4 separate regions of the Homo sapiens genome follow, and all the other regions are linked to region 2. A link is a contact called in ENCODE Hi-C or POLR2A ChIA-PET data. All regions are on one chromosome and are shown on one strand. Each heading gives the region's core, a stretch centred on a gene start or an enhancer-like site at or near the end of the contact. The rest is flanking DNA. Distances are from core to core; before and after follow the strand shown. Region 1 holds the start of NUCB2 (nucleobindin 2). Region 2 overlaps PLEKHA7 (pleckstrin homology domain containing A7). Region 3 holds the start of NCR3LG1 (natural killer cell cytotoxicity receptor 3 ligand 1). Region 4 holds the start of KCNJ11 (potassium inwardly rectifying channel subfamily J member 11).

Region 1 (2,957 bases), core at 458-2,957, 330 kb before region 2:
CAGCACTTTGGGAGGCCAAGGCAAGTGGATCACCTGAGGTCAGGAGTTCGAGACCAGCCTGGCCAACATGGTGAAACTTCGTCTCTAATAAAAATACAAAAAATTAGCTGGCTGTGGTGGTGGGTCCCTGTAATCCCAGCTACTCGATGGGCTGAGGTAGGAGAATCCCTTGAACCCGGGAGGCGGAGGCTGCAGTGAGCTGAGATCGGGCCATTGCACTCCAGCCTGGGTGACAGAGTGAGACTCCATCTCAAAAAAAAAAAAAAAAAAAAAAAGATGGGTAAAATTTGGATAGAGAAGAGCATGAGTAAACACACGGAGACAGAAATAAATTTTTGCCTCCTTTAAGTTTCTAAAATTGTCTAGTTAAAAAAAAAATTTGACCCCCTACTACAAAGGTAGATGAGATCATGGAAAGCTTGAAGACCACGATGAGAAATAGAAGTTTCCATGTTCATCCTAATTAGGAGAGTGACATTATTTGAGATTTCATTTCTAATTCTAAATTTCCAGAATTTTAATTTTTGACCCTATTAGCTGAAGAAGATTTGTTGAAATATTTGTTCAACATTTGTTGAACTTATTCAAGTTTCAAAAAACAAAAACATTCCTTAAAGCATCTATCTCATCAATTCTTTAACTTTCCCATAGGGAAAGTCCACAATCTCCCTCAAACAAAATTCACTATCAGAAATATTTGCATTTAACCTCCCCTATTTTTAAACCAAGGTAATATCTTTTAGTGTTCATATTCGTCCACGGATTTAACAGAGCCTTAGTAGCAGGCTTAAATGGTAGCACTAGCTTATTCAATTGCATAAAATGTACATTATTCAATTTAGAAGTTTAGCAGACATAGAATTTCAAGAGGTTCTGTCTCTCAAAAATCATAATGGTTCCCGTTCATTCTCATTCCCTCATATTCTCTCTCTCTCTCTCCTTCTTTCCCTCCCTCTCCCAGCCATTTGATACTGTAAAATAACTGTCATCTAAGACCGTTGCAAACACCAACCACAATAACCATATTTGCTCACTGAGTTGCCACTTAGCAGGTGCAACAAGGAAATACTGTTTCTCATCTCCTAAAACCAAAAGGGTTCATCTCGTACCTAATTTGTCACTTAAGTGAAAAGCATATCACGACTTACACTAACTTTCTCCTAAGTGTCAGAGGTTGCTGGCTTAACCAGACCGGAGAAGAGCAGGATCCCCGGGCCTAGCTTTGCTGAGCGGCACAGGGGAGCATCGCCTGGAATTGGTGGGTGTCCCTCCTCACTAGTGGGCACCCCCTTGCCCATCGACCTGCCCAAACCCGAAGGGACCCCGCCAGGGTCTCGGTTTGGCACCTACCCTCTCCTGCTCCCCGCCAAGAGCCAGCCACCCTCCTCGACCCCGAAGAAAGCTCGGGTGCCCAGCTGCGAGTGGAGCAGAGGGAACCCAGCGCCTCCGGCTCGCGCTGGGAGCCCCCTCCCCGCCGGTGCCCCGCCCACAGCACGGCCCCCACCATCCTCTCTGCTCTGGCAAGGCAGGCGAAGACCGGAGCCTTATCTCCGGACTCCCCCACCCCTAATCTCCCGCCGCGCTGCTCCGCACCTACCGCGCGGCCACCGGCCTTACCTGGCCGGGTCTCGGCGAGCGAGGCTGCGCCTGGTGCTTGCGTCCAGCGCACAAACCTGTCCTCCAGCCCCCGGCCCACCGCTCCGCTCTGCCCCTCCTCCCGCCGCGCGCGCCCGCCTCCTGGCTGCCATGGCGACAGTTCCCACACTCTGCGGCCGCTGATTGGTCCGGTTCGCGATTGCTGACGACGCCGATTGGCGGGAGCAGGGACAAGGCCGCGCCGGGGAGCCTGGAGGCGGGCGGTGAGGAGGGCCGAAGCTGTGGAGCCTGGTGGGAGGCTGAGCCAGGAGGGACGTGGCGCTCTGAGATGCGGGCTCAGGAGGCCGCGCCTCTTCCTTCCCTAGCTTACCCGGAGAATCCTGTGGAGCAGGACTCGGGCGGGTGAGGTGCCGTCCTGAGACCCGGGCAGAGCCCCAGGGATCGCCTCTCCCTTGGCCTCTGGCCTGCGCCTGCAGCGCCCACGCAGGTCGGAGAATGGCTGTCAGGCCTATTCTCGCCCACAGGCCTCGCTCGGCTCTGACACCCCCGTCCTCCGCCTTGGCGGGAATCTTAACGGCATTTGTAACCGCACCCACCCCCGTTGTGCTGGGCCCTCGGTCACTGTGGTTTAACTGTATTTACCCACCTTCTCTCTTGCCCATTCGCAGACAGCTCTTTCCTCTGCATCCTGCCCCAGAGAACAGACATCTATTCCAAACCCCTCATTTTAAAGATGGGGAAACTGAGGCTCAAAGATGCACATGGGTAGCTTGAGCCTTCCAGAAGCTTTTGGAGCCACAGGCTGTTTACGAAGTTTCATCCTGCCGATTAGTTTTTTTCACCTGAAAAATTGGTATCATATCTACCTTAGGGTTATTCACGAAGATTGAATGAGATAACATTGCCAGGAAAACAGTACAGACTAGGCATGGTGACTCACCCTGTAATGCCAGCACTTTGGGAGGCCAAGGCAGGAGGATGGCTTGAGCTCAAAAATTTGAGACCAATCTGGACAACAGTGAGATCCTATCTCTACAAGAATATTTTTTACTTTTTTATCTTTAACACAATGATGTTTCAGTCTGAAGAAAATACTTAAAAATTTGCCAGGTGCTGTGTCGCACATCTGTAGTCCCAGCTACTCAGGAGGCGGAGGCAGAGGCGGGAGGATCACTTGAGCTCAGAAGGCCGAGGCTGCAGTGAACCATGATCATTGTGCCACAGAGTGAGACCCTGTCTCAAAAAAACAAACAAACAAAAACACACAGTACAGAATCTGCCACATAGTATGTTAGCAATGAAAGCTTCTGTTATCAGGAAGTACTACCAGCCAGATTGCCTCTGTTGCACAACTGGACTCT
Region 2 (3,027 bases), core at 28-2,527:
CTTTGCTTGCTTTACAACATAAATTCCTCCAGGTTTAACCATGTTGTTTCAAATGATAGGACTTTCTTCTTTTTAAAGGCAGACTAGTGTTCCATTATGTATATATATGCATGTTTTCTTTTCTTTTTTTCTTTTTTTTCTTTTTTTTTTTTTTTTTGAGACGGAGTCTTACTCTATAGCCCAAGCTGGAGTGTAGTGGCATGATCTCGGCTCACTGCAGCCTCTGCCTCCAAGGCTCAAGTAATTCTCGTGCCTCAGCCTCCCAAGTAGCTGGGAATACAGGCATGCGCCACCAAGCCCGGCTAATTTTTTGTGTATTAGTAGAGACGGGGTTTCACCATGTTGCCCAGGGTGGTCTTGAACTCCTGAGCTCAGGCAATCCACCCGCCTCAGCCTCCCAAAGTGCTGGGATTACAAGTGTGAGCCACCGCGCCCAGCCATATTTGCTTTTCCTTTCTTTCTTTCTTTCTTTTTTTTTTTTTTAGGTGGAGTCTCGCTCTCTCGCTCAGGCTGGAGTGCAGTGGTGCGATCTCAGCTCACTGCAACCTCCACCTCCCTGGTTCAAGTGATTCTCCTGCCTCAGCCTCCTGAGTAGCTGGGATTACAGGTGCCTCTCACCATGCCTGGCTAATTTTCGTATTTTTAGTAGAGACGGAGTTTTGTCATGTTGGCCAGGCTGGTCTCGAACTCCTGACCTCAGGTGATCTGCCCGCCTTGCCCTCCCAAAGTATGAGGATTGCAGGTGTGAGCCACCACACCCAGCCTCTATTTTTAATTTTTTGAGGAGCCTCTATACCATTTTCAATAATGGCTGTACGAATTTACATTCCCACCAACAGTGTACAAGGTTCCCTTTTCTCCACATCCTCACCAATACTTATCTTTCATCTTTTTGATAATGGCCTCCTAACATGTGTGAGGTGATACTTTCAGGTGTGATTGTACAACCCAGTAGCTGAGAAAACAGTAGCCTAGTCAGTGGTCATGAAAGGTGTTTAAAAATGCCAGGTCCTGTGGGGCCCAGGCCTCTGTATTCTTTATAGGTTCCCAGGGGGTGCTGGCGCAGCTGCGTTTTGGAACCAGCAGCCCAGATGACCCAATCACTTTACCCTTTCACCTGGGGATTAGGGGCCTGCAAACTCCAAAGTTGGAATGAGAGTTTTTAAACTTGAAAATTTCTCCTTCTTCTTCCACTTTGATCAGTGGAGAGGAAAATACCTTACCGAGCAGAATGGTGGCCGAGGGAGTGTTTCCCCTAGGTTGTCTCTGTGGGGGAGGGGGTGTTGCTGGAGCCCGAGTCTAACAGAGTCTAACAGAAAGCTCATTAAGACCCACAGCAAGTTGAGGCCTGTCAGTAATGAGTACTTTTATGCTGTTTTCTACAGAAATTTCACTTCAAAACCTAGAGCCTTCAGATATCCTGATTTGCCATTCTAATTAGGTACTGAAGGAGGGCTTTGTGGGCAGGTTTGTGGCATCCTCTGTGCATACTGATTTTGCAAACCTCTTGGGAAACACTTAAAGTGAAATTCTTTGAACACATCAAAAAAGTCAGCATAAACAAACTAAAATCCCTGTGATTCCCAAACCCTAAAAATATTCTGTGACCAATTTCAAAGTCCCCCCCTCCCCTCCACTTTAAGGTTGGTATAATCCTGCCTGGTCATAGGGAGTGAGAAAGGAGGGTTTCACACGTTCGTTCGGGGAGAGGTCCCAGGGTTGAGGGTTCTGGTGGGTGGGGTGTCCAGTCCTCTTTAGGGCAGGTTATCCAGTGTCTAGATTGTTTGGGAGAAGGTGCTGGGAGAAAGGCCAGAAGCCTCAGCCTGGCTGGACATGGGCTGGCATGGACGCCATCTCTCCTGGCCAGCATTGCCCACCTTTAGGTCTCTAGCAGGAAGAGCCCAGGAGCTAGAAGCAGAAGCACCCAGACGGGGAAAGATCATGGGTGGCGCCACAGCAGGCTCCTGCTGCCCCCATGAGGAGAGGTTGGGAAAGTGAGTGGCTTCCCACTAAGTGAGGAGGAAACGACAGTGGAGGGCATCTTGCCTGTTTGTGTCTGTGGCTCCCTCATGAGCAGGCTGGGATTTTGAGGCTGGGAATGTGTTATACCTTAAAAGCAAAGCAAAGAGCACCGGTTACCTAGATGGGAAGGCAGAGCAGCAGTGTCCTTTGAGGCCAGAGAGTGAAAGTATGAGACTTTGTAGGACTTTTGTTCTTAATCAGGTCCCTAGCGGGCCCACTTCTTGGGCCCAGATCCCTGATGCCTTTGAAACTGCCATTTAATATGGCATTACTGCCTCCCAGCATTGGGACTCCTTCCCTTCAGATCTGCTAAGGACCTCCTAACTACTCCCTTCCCCTCATGTCCCCTCACCACCCCTCACCTCCACAGAGTGCCAGATATTCCTGGATCAAAGTTTTTATCCTGCCCCTGCTTAGAAACTTTATGGAGCTTCTATTTGCCTGGCTGATAAAATCCAGTGATCTAGCCCTCCTTCTCTGCCCTTCAGGCTTTCATCCATCTGTCCATCTGTCCATCTATCCATCATCCCTTACCAAGCACTACAGGACTTTGTGAAGAGGTATTGTCCTTAAGGAACTCTCAGTCTTTTGGGGAAGGCAGACAACAGTCAATTACAGGGGTTGTGAAATCACAGAGGAGAGACACCTGTGTGAAGGGTAGGCCAACACAGTAAACACACTATTACTGGCTAGTAGAATACACTAGATGCCAGAAAGAAACCAGTATTAGTATTAGGAGGAATAATGATAATGAAGCTTTTGCATTATATAGACCTACTTCAAATTAACCTTGATTAAAATATTAACTCTTTTGGGGCCGGGCATGGTGGCTCACACTTGTTATTCCAGCACTTTGGGAAGCTGAGGTTGGTGAATCACTTAAGGTCAGGAGTTTGAGGCCAGCCTGGCCAACATGGTGAAACCCCAACTCTACTAAAAATACAAAAATTAGCTGGGCATGGTGGCACATGCTTGTAACGCAGCTACTCGGGAGGCTGAGGCAGG
Region 3 (3,169 bases), core at 414-2,913, 410 kb before region 2:
GGAGGCGTTTCCAGACCGCAGCGACAGGCGTTTCCAGACCGCAGTGACAGGCGTTTCAAGTCCGCAGCGCGGAGACAAGCGCAATTTTGGCTTTCCACTTCACCGCCCACACTTCACTCGGAACTGTCTTATTTTCACATTGCTTATTGCAAATGTATAGAAATACTATTCACTCGTTTTTATTTCCACTTCCCTCTCCCATCGGGCAGCCATTCTAAGGTGTTTAACATGTAATTTTTGTTCTCTTTAAGGCTGTATCTTCTGTTTCTCAAACTGTGGAAATGGTATTGCATTGTATGTCCACTGTTTACTTGGCTCTACGCCTTCAACATCCGTTCACGCTGCTCGGCAAGCAGCAAGGGCGTGGTGTGAAGCTGCCGCCAAGGTCTCCACGGTGAGGTCCACACGCGGCTCTCCTCCACCTGCAGTGACTCGGGGCGCCCAGAGCGCGCCTCCGGGATTCCTACATTCCACCTCCACCACCCGGCACCCAGGAGCGTATTTTGGCCAGCCTAGTAAGGGTCAAGCAGCATCTTGTTGTTTAATTGCCATTCTTCTAGTTAGAAATGAGTTTAAATATCTCTACATACGCGTTTCAGCCTTTTAGTCTCCTGTTTAAGTTAACGCAGAACACGCCCATACGAGTTCCCAAAAAAGCAAGAGAACGTTTGAAGGTCACCACAAGATCAAAACACTCCCCTCCCTCTCTCAGTAAAGACCTAACTTAGCAAAGCCAGGAGGACCCACTGATATGCGGATGAATGATTTTTCCAATTTACCGATTCCCTGATTTTCTTCTCTCCTCCGGCCCCTCGGATGATGCGAGAGAGGCGCCAAATACCGAGGCACCAAACGCGCGACATCCAAGGAAGCACCGTTTCCGCTCTCACAGGTGTCGACCCTGCACAGGGCAGGCCTTCAATGTAAACCTGTTGCATCGGGGACTCCGCTTCTCACAAAGGAGGGACGCTTGAAAATAGAGCCCCCAGGCCGGGCGCGGGGGCTCACGCCTGTAATCCCCGCACTTTGGGAGGCCGAGGCGGCTGGATCACTAGGTCAAGGAGACCATCTTGGCTAACACTGTGAAACCCCGTCTCTACTAAAAGTACAAAAAATTAGCCGGGCATGGTGGCGGGCGCCTGTGGTCCCAGCTACTCGGGAGTCTGAGGCAGGAGAATGGCGTGAACCTGGGAGGCGGAGCTTGCAGTGAGCCGAGATCGCGCCACTTCACTCCAGCCTGGGAGACAGAGCGAGACTCCGTCTCAAAAAAAAAAAAAAAAAAAAAGGAGAAGAAATAGAAAAGAAAATAGAGCTCTCAGCCCCCAGGAAGTTGAGGTCCCCTGGCGGGATGCTAGGGAGCCGACCCGCGAGGACCCTCTGGCGCCAGGAGCCCCCGCCCCAGCCCACCCCAGCCGCCCCCTACCTTCGGTCGTCAGCGCCCACAGCAGAATCAGGAGCGCCGCGCACGTGGAGGCGGCAGCCCTCCACGTCATCGCCGCGGCTGCTGTTGTGTAATTTTTTTCGCCGAGTGGGAGCAGGCGGCCCGGTAGAAACCAAGGGCAGGGGGAGACCTCTGTTGCGTAAAGAGTTGACGGAGACACAGCCGGGATTTCCAGCCGGCGCTTTTGCACATCCCACTTCTTCAGATCCCTTCGGCAACTGCGAAGTCGCCTGGATTTCCCAGGTTCGCACTGCAGGAAGCCAGGCGCGTGACCAGCCCCACCCGCGCCGCACTTTAGCCCGGGGGCGGGCACCGGCCGGGGAATCCTCCCTCGCCTCCGCCCGCGGCACGAGGTTGCGCGGTTACAGCCCCGGTGCCTCTCGCGAGCGGCTCTGCGGTCCAGGACTCGGGGCATCCTCTGGGTTCGCTTAGTAAATTGAGACCGGGATCCAAGTGGCCCGGGGCGCTGCTCTAAGGAAGATGCTGACCGCAGTCGGTGATTGCGAGAGCAGGTGCACGCGTCCAGAGCGACATCTTACCGTTGGCGCGATAAACTTACATTACTTTAAAAACCAAAAACAACAAAAATTTAGCATTAAGTCGAAAGGCAAATTAAATCCCCAGGACAATTCAGTTAAACGCCTGAAGGTGGCCCTTAATTTCCCATTTCTACTAATCAAGAAGTGGCTTGCGACCTCCTGAAGCAAACCCAAATATTCTCATTCGGTGATTAAGTTTTACCACCTCTACACCAGTTTTTAAATCAATTTAACCGCAAAGTTCAGAACCCAAGTGGCACAGTAAATGTGTGTGCATTTATAACGCAGAACCTGCATTCTTTCCCCAGCAACCTGCATTCCATTTGTCTCATTGACCCTACTGCATTTTTCCTTCGCATCATTAAAAAGGATGTAATGTACAGAAAAGCACAGACAGACCTAAACTCCAATGCCAACCATGCCATCTGCTGATTATAAGACAGTGGGTAAGTGACCTCATATCCCCAGCCTGTTCACATGTCTCTAAAACTGAGAGAGTAAAAGCTTCCTTTCCAGGGTTAGAGACACTGTCACTGACTAAGCAAATAGTCACATTCTCACTTATCTGCAGAACAGAGTGCATACAGAAAGAGCTCAGAAGTGAAAGATGCGCAGAGTGCCCACAGTGGCAGCAACTAGCTGAGGGGCCTTCAGATCGCAGCCTTCCGGACCACCGTTATAACAGGTAGAGATATGCAAGGTTAAGTCCAGCTATTGAATTTTTAAAACCTAAATTACACCTCTTCTCAACCTCTGCCTCCTCCAAGGAGCCTTACCTGAGGAGACATCCTTGTCTGGTATTAGTGACATCATTAAATAACATTCCCAATGGAGGTATATGACGACTTCTTATACATGCCCAGAATAGTGATTCACAAAGTTGTGACACATACACATCACCCTGTAGAAATTATCAAATTACTCTTTTGGTAATTTTTACTGTTTTGGTAATTTTTTTGTACCCTTTTTACTCTAAAGGGTAAAACCGGCAGGTTTCTCTATTTATATTTCATTAGAATGAAAAGTCATTACCTGTGTTTTCGTTTTTACCAATATCATGTCTATTTGAACATCTTTTTTTTTTTTTTTTTTTTTTTTTTTTTTTTGGTGAGACAGAGTCTCGTTCTGTTGCCCAGGCTGGAGTGCAGTGGCGTGATCTCAGCTCACTGCAACCTCTGCCTCCCAGGTT
Region 4 (2,804 bases), core at 305-2,804, 440 kb before region 2:
TTCCAACAACAGAGATCTAGCAGGCTTTCCCTCCCAGCTGAGAACCCGGGTCCATGCCACAGGGCAGCCTCAGGCTGATGCCTGAACAGAAACACCACCATGCCGGGACCAAGAGCCTGGGTCCCCCAGTGCCCGAGGCAGCCCTAACACACTGTTCAGGCCTAAATACCACCCATGACCTAACGTGGAAGAAGTCAGGTGACAGGTGTGAGAAAGTGTAAAGCAAGTGGCCTCGGCTCAAACCTTCTTTAAAGTAGGGCCGGAATGGCTGAGAAGATGGAGCCGCCCAGGCTGCCCCACAGCAGTAGCAGGTGTTAAACTGTGCTCCTTTCCTGCCGAGGCCTTTTTTTTTTTTTTTTTTTTTTTTTTTTTTAATGAGAGGGAGTCTGAGCTTCCATCAGATTGTCAAAGGATTCAAGACTAAGATTAAGAGCATCCCCCAAAGAGAAGCAGCTGCAGGTTGAGAAGTCCTCGGACCGCCTAATTTCCGCCAGCCCTGGGATTGGTGGCGCCGCCTCTCAGCGCCTCCTTTCCCGGGGAACCTGCAAACCTGGCGCGGCCGAGAGGCGGATTACTGACCCAAATACGGATGGGGATATTGGGGGAGGGGAGCCAGGGCGACAGGGCGGCGGCCCCAGACTGGGAGGGCGGGTCACAGATCCCTCCCAGCCCCCCACTTTCGTAGAGCGTGGGCAGGAGGAACCTCTGGGTTCCGCGGATCAGAAAAACTCCAAAGGCCGGGTTGTGAGTCCCGGGAGGGGAGGTGGAGGGCGGGGGCGGGGAGGGGCGCGGGAGGGGCGGGGGCTTGCTCCGGCCCCGCCCCCTGCGCTCCGGTGCAGGTCGGGCTCCCCCTGGCGGTCCCCGGCCCCGTTCCTCTCCTCGTGCGCCCCCCTCCCGCCGTCCTAGACCCCTGCCTAGCCCAGGTCGGTCTCCGCGGACCCACGGACGGACAGACAGACGGGAGGACGGCCAGCCGCGAGCGCCCGGGCGGCGGGAGGGGGCGGGGAGGCGACGGCCGTGGCGTGAGGAGCAGGAGCAGGTGCAGCGGCGGCGGCGGGCGGGGCCGGGACCCGGCGCGGAGCGGGAGCCGCGGCGCGGGCGGGCGGCAGGGACCGGGAGGCCGCGACTCGGAGTCAGCCCCGCCGGGTCGCGCGCAGGTCCGGGGAGCCGCGGTTGAGCCGGGTGGGGTGGTGACTCCAGAGAACGCAGGATCCCAAGGAGACAGAGAGGACGAGAGCTGGAGGGGGATCCGGAAAGCGGCGGGGGCGCTCCGGGAGGGGTGGAGTAGGACATAGGGGGCGCACCTGGAGGAGAGACGGGGCGGGGGTGGCCAGGACCTGAGCTGGAGCCTGGGAGCCCGAAGGCCAGACAGGTGAGGCGGGAGACCCGGAGGTGGGGGTGAGGTCCGGTTAGTGGGAGAGATCCGGAGGTGTTAAGTTCTGAGCTGGGCTGGGAAGGCAGGCTGGGCGGGGAGAAGGGCTCTTAGCGGGAGGCCCAGGGGTGGTCAGCTGGTGGGGGAAGCTGGGGGAGGACGCAGGGCCAGGTGGAGAGCCGGCAGGGTTGGGGGCTCCCTAGGCGCCAGGCAGGTGGGCTCAAGGGTGAGGCTGTTTTTTTTGTTTTGTTTTTTGTTTTTGAGACGGAGTCTCGCTCTGTCGCCCAGGCTGGAGTGCAGTGGCGTGATCTTGGCTCACTGCAACCTCCGCCTCTCGGGTTCAAGCGATTCTCCTGCCTCAGCTTCCTGAGTAGCTGGGATTACAGGTGCGCACCACCATGCCCGGCTAACTTTTGTATTTTTAGTAGAGATGGGGTTTCACCATGTTGGTCAGGCTGGTCTCGAACTCCTGACCTAGTGATCTGCCCTCCTCAGCCTCCCAACGTACTGGGATTACAGGCGTGAGCCACCGCGCCCGGCCTGAGGCTGGTATTAAGAAGTGAAGTGGGACCCAGGTGGAGGTAAGGAAGAGTCTGGTGGGGAGTTATCTCAGAAGTGAGGCCAGCACAGGCTGAGTGCAGCCCCAGGGTGAGAAGGTGCCCACCGAGAGGACTCTGCAGTGAGGCCCTAGGCCACGTCCGAGGGGTGCCTCCGATGGGGGAAGCCCCTCCCTGGGGGTCACCGGAGCCATGCTGTCCCGCAAGGGCATCATCCCCGAGGAATACGTGCTGACACGCCTGGCAGAGGACCCTGCCAAGCCCAGGTACCGTGCCCGCCAGCGGAGGGCCCGCTTTGTGTCCAAGAAAGGCAACTGCAACGTGGCCCACAAGAACATCCGGGAGCAGGGCCGCTTCCTGCAGGACGTGTTCACCACGCTGGTGGACCTCAAGTGGCCACACACATTGCTCATCTTCACCATGTCCTTCCTGTGCAGCTGGCTGCTCTTCGCCATGGCCTGGTGGCTCATCGCCTTCGCCCACGGTGACCTGGCCCCCAGCGAGGGCACTGCTGAGCCCTGTGTCACCAGCATCCACTCCTTCTCGTCTGCCTTCCTTTTCTCCATTGAGGTCCAAGTGACTATTGGCTTTGGGGGGCGCATGGTGACTGAGGAGTGCCCACTGGCCATCCTGATCCTCATCGTGCAGAACATCGTGGGGCTCATGATCAACGCCATCATGCTTGGCTGCATCTTCATGAAGACTGCCCAAGCCCACCGCAGGGCTGAGACCCTCATCTTCAGCAAGCATGCGGTGATCGCCCTGCGCCACGGCCGCCTCTGCTTCATGCTACGTGTGGGTGACCTCCGCAAGAGCATGATCATCAGCGCCACCATCCACATGCAGGTGGTACGCAAGACCACCAGCCCCGAGGG

The links. Hi-C counts contacts between places; a loop is a spot of excess contacts on that map. ChIA-PET counts read pairs that join two places held with the same protein, here RNA polymerase II (POLR2A). Pooled maps may share reads with other maps.
Region 1: a loop to region 2 is called in a pooled map, with 5 times the contacts of the local background. The contact joins the promoter of NUCB2 here to the enhancer-like site in region 2. A Hi-C loop is called at or near these places in 1 of 37 single-sample maps with no recorded cell type and 5 of 50 pooled maps. POLR2A ChIA-PET finds 5 or more read pairs at or near these places in 1 of 52 experiments (activated CD8-positive, alpha-beta memory T cell).
Region 3: a loop to region 2 is called in a pooled map, with 8 times the contacts of the local background. The contact joins the promoter of NCR3LG1 here to the enhancer-like site in region 2. A Hi-C loop is called at or near these places in 7 of 37 single-sample maps with no recorded cell type and 7 of 50 pooled maps.
Region 4: a map of K562 shows a loop between it and region 2 (5-fold over the local background). The contact joins the promoter of KCNJ11 here to the enhancer-like site in region 2. A Hi-C loop is called at or near these places in 4 of 168 maps with a recorded cell type or tissue (CD4-positive, alpha-beta T cell, K562, mammary epithelial cell and 1 more), 17 of 37 single-sample maps with no recorded cell type and 12 of 50 pooled maps.

Annotation. Positions count from the first base shown.
Region 1 is chr11:17,275,489-17,278,445 of GRCh38, reverse strand. It overlaps NUCB2 (nucleobindin 2), which reads right to left and starts at 1,707. Exons shown (of 14, transcript NM_005013.4): 1 at 1,618-1,707. RefSeq lists a silencer at 1,444-1,873 and an enhancer at 2,064-2,153.
Region 2 is chr11:16,945,046-16,948,072 of GRCh38, reverse strand. All of the region lies in intron 3 of PLEKHA7 (pleckstrin homology domain containing A7), which reads left to right. Among named protein-coding and RNA genes, the nearest start is that of SNORD147, 21 kb to the right of the region's middle. RefSeq lists an enhancer at 2,014-2,253. Within about 2 kb of position 1,277, at least 2 of the 41 ENCODE cell types and tissues checked have a DNase peak (open chromatin) inside an H3K27ac peak, as active enhancers do.
Region 3 is chr11:17,350,294-17,353,462 of GRCh38, reverse strand. NCR3LG1 (natural killer cell cytotoxicity receptor 3 ligand 1) reads right to left here and starts at 1,663. Exons shown (of 5, transcript NM_001202439.3): 1 at 1,424-1,663. The coding sequence starts at 1,493. LOC105376576 (a long non-coding RNA gene) reads left to right here and starts at 1,597. Exons shown (of 3, transcript XR_931094.3): 1 at 1,597-1,684; 2 at 2,289-2,426; 3 at 2,552-2,650. RefSeq lists enhancers at 248-297, 522-1,123, 1,124-1,725 and a silencer at 1,722-1,841.
Region 4 is chr11:17,387,409-17,390,212 of GRCh38, reverse strand. It overlaps KCNJ11 (potassium inwardly rectifying channel subfamily J member 11), which reads left to right and starts at 1,554. Exons shown (of 1, transcript NM_000525.4): 1 at 1,554-2,804. The coding sequence starts at 2,122. RefSeq lists silencers at 474-573, 654-1,163 and an enhancer at 2,372-2,804.